2 separate regions of the Homo sapiens genome follow, and region 2 is linked to region 1. A link is an interaction called in ENCODE POLR2A ChIA-PET data of the cell type or tissue named here. Cell type or tissue: A673. All regions are shown on one strand. Links, peaks and the distances in the headings refer to the core of each region. The heading gives the core; the rest is flanking DNA. Region 1 overlaps ZNF423 (zinc finger protein 423). Region 2 overlaps ZNF423 (zinc finger protein 423).

Region 1 (2,911 bases), core at 233-2,732:
CACTCTCTGGGGGCCCAAGCAGCGAGCCCCCAACATCCCTAAGAGGGAGTTCTGCTGCCGAGCCCCACTGCACACTGAAGACTCGCAGCTCAGAGAAACCCCAATCCGCACAGGGGCCGATAGGGACAACACACCAAAGGGGCTACTTGGCCGGCCCGCGGCGCCTCCTCCAGACGTCCCTAGCTCCATGTCTAGTTGTTTAATGTATACAATAATTGGCCCCACTGAAGCCAAGAGATACACACCCCACCCTACCCCACTTCAAGGGGAACACAGTACTCCTGTGGATGATGGGCATTTGTAAGGTAGGTGGGTGGCCAGGGTGTGCCCACACTGGAGGGTGCACAGGGTATACCGGCATAGGGACAGCACGTGAAGCAAGTGTGTGCACACAGAGAGGAGGCATGGGGGCAAGTGTGTGACACAGAGCAGAGGCATAGGGGCAAGTGTGTGACACAGAGCGGAGGCATGAGGGCAGGTGTATGCACACAAGGAGGGCATGCAGGGTGGATGTGAATACACAGGGAGGGGGCACATGGCAGAGCCCGATTCACCACGATGCTAATGAAGCCCCAGCTCCAGAGCCCTTTGCAAACTCAAGCCCCTCTGCACACTGGGAGGGGTCCCAGCAGTGGGGTTCTGTAGCCCTACATGTTTTGTAACCTTTGCAAAGGAAAGATCTGTTACCTACTTAAGACCTCTCTGTCTCTGTCTGTCTCTGTCTCTCTCTCTCTCTCTCTCTCTCTCGCTCTCTGAGATGGGGTCTTTCTCTGTTGTCTAGGCTGGAGTGCAGTGGTGTGATCACAGCTCACTGCAGGCACAACCTCCTGGCTAAGGTGATTCTCCTGCCTCAGCCTCCCGAGCAGCTGGAGCCACAGGCACATGCCACCACGCCCGGTGGATTTTTGTAGTTTTTTTTGTTTGTTTTTGTTTTTGTTTTTTTTTTTTTGTGGAGACAGGTTTTTGCCATGTTGCCCAGGCTGGTCTTGAACTCCTGACCTCAAGCAACCCTCCCACCTTGGCCTCCTAAAGTGCTGGGGTTACAGGTGTGAGCCACTGCACCTAGCCCACTTTTTCTATCTACTCCAAACTCTCTTCCATCCCATTTCCTCTCCTGTCGGTCACCTTGAGAATGGCCACAGGCATTTTGCACTCTTTGTCTCAAAGGACTCCCCCAGTTGTTTCAGCCATACGGCCCCCCACACAAGCTCTGTGCTGGGGCCAGGCAGTGGACTTCGAGTACCCTCTGTTCAAGCACACGTGCAGGCATGCACACGCTCATGTGTGAGATGCAGAAAGGCTCTGGAGTGGCCCAGGTCACATGGCCAGGCTGCAGCTGCCCACTCCTGCCCCATGGTCTACCAGCTCCTGCTCGTGATTCCCAGACCTGACCTTGCAGGGCAGCTTCCGGCTTAGCCCCTGCTAACCCGAACACCTCTCATTATTCCTTCCACCTATTGGTTTCCTAGGCTTTTATCTGCCTCCCTCACTAGGGCATGGACAATGCCTGTCTTGTTCATTGTTGTATCCCAGTGCCTAGCTCAGTGCAAACATAGTAGCAGGTGCTCAACAAAAAACAAAAATTTTATTTTTGGAAACAGAGTCTCACTCTTGTCACCCAGGCTGGGGTACAATAGTGTGATCTCAGCTCACTGCAACCTCTGCCTCCCAAGCAATTCTCCTGCCTCAGCCTCCCGAGTAGCTGGGATTACAGGCGCTTATCACCATGCCCGGCTAAATTTTGTATTTGTAGTAGAAACGGGGCTTCACCATGTTAGCCAGGCTGGTCTTGAACTCCTGACCTCAGGTTATCCACCTGCCTCAGCCTCCCAAAGTGCTGGGATTACAGGCATGAGTCACTGCACCCGGCCCAAATTTTTAATCAATAAGCACACAGGATGTGTGGTGACATCCCAGAGGGCCTGCAGCAGGGATGGGCTTTGTTCAGAACCAGGCAGTGGGCAAGGCAGCCACAGACACACCTGTCCCCTCCACGCCACCACTGTCCCCACCCCATCACACTAGAGTCACACCAGCTCTGGGAGCAGAAGGTCACACATGCCAATCCAGCTCCCTCATGGCGCTCACACTTGCCCCGGCCTTGAGCACAAACCACTCCTGCCTGGGGTCAGGCAGGCACTGAACAGAAAACTCTGGCCACAGAATCCAGTTACAGAGTGGATGGAGCAGGGAGTTCTTCCTGCCCATGCAATGGGAATCATCATCGCTCATCAGAGATGGGATCCTTCCCAGGGCTGAGTGTGACCTCAACAATCAGGTGGCCCTGGAAGGGCCCAAGGGCACCACAGTAGCCCTGCGAGGAGCTCCTGCTAAAACACTTCACCGGACAGGGCCTTGGAGGCCCCGCCCCCACAGGGATGGAGGGGGCTACACAGGGAGGTAGGAACGGGCTCAATCTTAAGACTCCCAGCTGTCCTGGGATAATCCCCCCAAGCTGTGGAGACTGATGGGCAACGTCCAGCAGCCTCTGGACAAGGGCTGCTGCAGAAAGCCCTTCAAAGGAGCACCCGAACACATCCTGTTAAGAGAAAGGGTGTTTGCGGCCATCTCTGAAGTCCTGGGGGGCTTCCAGTTCCCTGTGTGAGTCAAGATCCTCAACAATGGACAAGAAGGGGCTCAAAGAGGCCAGAGGGCCCTTAGAGGGCGCCTGCTTGGTGGCAGCAGGTCTAAGACCAGCTCTCACTATTAACCATGGTTCCTGGGGTGCATTAAGAAGGATTCTGGGGCTCTGCCAGGGCTTCAGGCAGATCAGGACTCCACGTTGACTCTCAGCTCTGGGGTCAGAAGTTGTGGGAGGCTGATTGACGAATGGGAGTATAGAGCTCCCCCTAATGCTGTCGCCCCAACTCCACAGCAGGTGCATAAGTAGCTACAACTCTCCTGCTCTGGG
Region 2 (2,911 bases), core at 311-2,810, 61 kb before region 1:
CCTGGTCTAGTTCACTTCCCTGCACAACTGTGGGTAATGGAGCACAGCCCCAATCTTACAGATTAATAAGACACACCAGGAACTTGTAAATCAAAGTGCAAAAGCGTGTGGTAAATATAACCCACAGAATATATCAGTAATCCTAATAAATGTCAATGGATAAAATTTGTGTGTTAAAATGCAGAGACCCTCGGATTGGAAAATAAAAGTGTGTGTTGTCTCTTCCCACAGCCTGTCCTGGAAAACAGATTTACCCATCCGGAAACTAGCTGCACTGATTTAAATCAAAGAAAGAGATCTTATTATCCATAAAGGTGTTTTTGAAAGCATATGTACATATGCAAAAGTGCGTGTATGTGCACCTGTATGTACATGTGTGTACATGCAACATCACAGTTACAGGAAAAGGCTCAGTGCACAACCTGCAAACCCCTGAGGGCGGGCGCCAAAGCAAGAAAGACAGACACGAAGCAAAGAATGCACTCAATTCAAGGTGGAAACCACAGTCCTGTGAATATTTCAATTTGGAAACAGATAATGTTATAAGGGCTCTATTTCTCCTGTCTGCACAGAACATGCCCTTCCAAGCACCCGACATCAAGAACCTGGGAACACAAATCGGCTCATCGGAGAGCCAGCTGCTTCCTTCCAAGGCGGGGAACGTTGCACGACACGCCGCCTGGAACTGCGCGGAGGCAGTAAAAATCAATGTTTCCATTTGTGGCCCATCAAAACATCTCTCTTCTTACCAATTAAGGGATGTACAGTTTTTAGGTTCTTTTATTATCAGAACGCGCCAACTCCTGGCAATACAGAAATCCCATTAAAAGTCAGGCAGCATATTTATCTCAGGGAATCTGATCTGCCGCTGCAGTGAGGGTAAGAAATAGAAAGCAAAGAAATGAGAAATATCATTTGGAGCCTTCGATATTGTAAGTCATCATACAACCATGGTTACACAGTCAAGTGCCCGTCTCCGAAATTCCTCGTTTACAGTCTTTCCTTAATAAAAAAAAAATGTTCTGTAGAAAGGGAAAATAAAAGAGCCATAATTCTGGCTTTATCTACTACACCGACCCTCCAGATAATAAGTTACAATCAGCACCACACTTGTGCTACTTTACTTAACACACAATTTAATAGACATATTTAAATTATCCCCTCGTTATTTTTTTGCCGTATTTACTTGGCAGCACTTTCTATAATAGCTCATCTAATCCACAACTGGAACCACAAACATCACAATGTATTTGATCTCTTTAAATCTGGTACATCCTGTTGACTCGGGAGTAGATAAATCAGAATGTCAACTCTCAGGTTTTTATAAGGCAAAAACCCATAAAGTCATCCAAGAGTATAAATCTGTTTTAAGCAACTGTCACCTCCCCTATGGCCGGCTACTAATGGGAAGGGAGGGTGGCTGTGCAGAAAGGGATGGAGACGAAGGCGAGCTCAGGCCACACAAAGGCGCGGACCTCATCCTCTGGGCTCCCAAGGGGTCCCAGCCTGGCCCTCAGGGAGGTGACACAAGACAGGGAAGACTCAGGGGCCTGAAGAAGTTTTGGGGAGTGGGACTTCCCTGAAGACCCAAGGGCCCCTCTGCTGATTCAGCAGAATCAGGCGCTGGAGAACAGGAAGGCCTCCACCCCAGGCAGGGTTTGCCTCTTGCAATGCACTTTCATGCCCAGGAGTTTCTGAACCTCACCATAAGACAAAAGAATAAATGGTGTTATTTTTCCATTTGCAGATGAGAAAACTGAGCCTCTGCAAGGCCACCCAAAGCCATGCCAGGATCGAATCTACACGTTCACGTGTTCATTAAGCAGCACACCTTTCCTGAAGTCCCTGGGCCTGTTGGAGCCCCAAGCTCTCCAAGGCCCAGGAGGCAGAAGTTCTAACAACAGGGAGCTCCAAGGACATCAGACCTACCTGGAGACCGTCTGGGGTTCCTCTTTTCCAGGCCCACCTGATCGGTTGCTCAGTAAGTCCTGGGGATGGAATGATTGGACCTTCCCTACTCCTTCAACCCAGCTCCGCCTGTCCTGTGTGCTGCTCTGTCCAGCCCCAGAGGCCCCTCAACTGGTCCCTGTCCTGAGTCTGGACATCACCTGTGCAAACTCAGAGAACATAGGGCCCAGAGGCCCAGCACCTGGCCCTGCCTTGTGAGTCCCATCACAAGCGCTGGCTCATTTCAATGACCTGGGCTAGAACTGCAGCTCACTGGTTCCTCCAATCACCCCAGAGCCCAGTGAAGCAACTTCAACAGGCCGAGGAGAAGGCCAATGGCTCAATGCTTTTCTGCAGAGGCCTCCAGGGCTGGGGAGGGCTTCCCGAAAACAGCCGGCTGGCTCCTTTCCCTCTGGCTCCTCCCCTGTCCTCCTGGGGGCTGTCTGCAGCAGCATGAAGACAGCTCGCTCAGGGAAGGCCCGAGCCAAATGGATTTCAAATCAGGGACCTCTCCCTCAGGGCCATGTGCATGGGACAGAAACCGAACCAGTGCTGTGAACGCCGACCTGTCCGTCCAGCTGACAAGATTCCCTACCTCCCAGAGCTCATGCTTTCCACGATGGACAACTGTTTTCTGATGTGCACACCTGCATCCTTTTGCCCAGGCATGCCCCAAGAACAGTGAGCATTGATTAAGCACTCAATGCTTAATCAAGTGCAGGCACCTTATGAGTTGATGTCATCATATCCCCATTTTACAGGTGAGGAAAGCAGAGCTCTGGGAAGTGACAGAGCTTAAGTGAGGCCACAGAGAAGTGGTGGGGCTGAGTTTCAAGCCCACTGCATGTGACTCTTAACCACTCTACTACATGGTTTCCTCACAGTAAGACGCAATGAACACCTGAGCCAGGTGTTGGGAGTTTGTAAAACCCCTCAAAGTCCCATGTAGGGTCCTGGTCACAGC

The links. ChIA-PET counts read pairs that join two places held together with the same protein. Peaks named below come from ENCODE experiments on the same cell type or tissue, not always from the same donor. Only the 100,000 strongest peaks of a DNase experiment are listed, where the experiment ranks them.
Region 2: POLR2A ChIA-PET joins it to region 1 with 6 read pairs; 4 of 35 experiments call an interaction of 5 or more read pairs at or near these places.

The regions. Positions count from the first base shown.
Region 1 is chr16:49,793,301-49,796,211 of GRCh38, forward strand. All of the region lies in intron 1 of ZNF423 (zinc finger protein 423), which reads right to left. Among named protein-coding and RNA genes, the nearest start is that of ZNF423, 61 kb to the right of the region's middle. In A673, for the core only: no CTCF peak of the experiment used is centred there; no DNase peak of the experiment used is centred there.
Region 2 is chr16:49,732,206-49,735,116 of GRCh38, forward strand. All of the region lies in intron 2 of ZNF423 (zinc finger protein 423), which reads right to left. Among named protein-coding and RNA genes, the nearest start is that of ZNF423, 120 kb to the right of the region's middle. In A673, for the core only: no CTCF peak of the experiment used is centred there; a DNase peak (open chromatin) is centred at 1,306.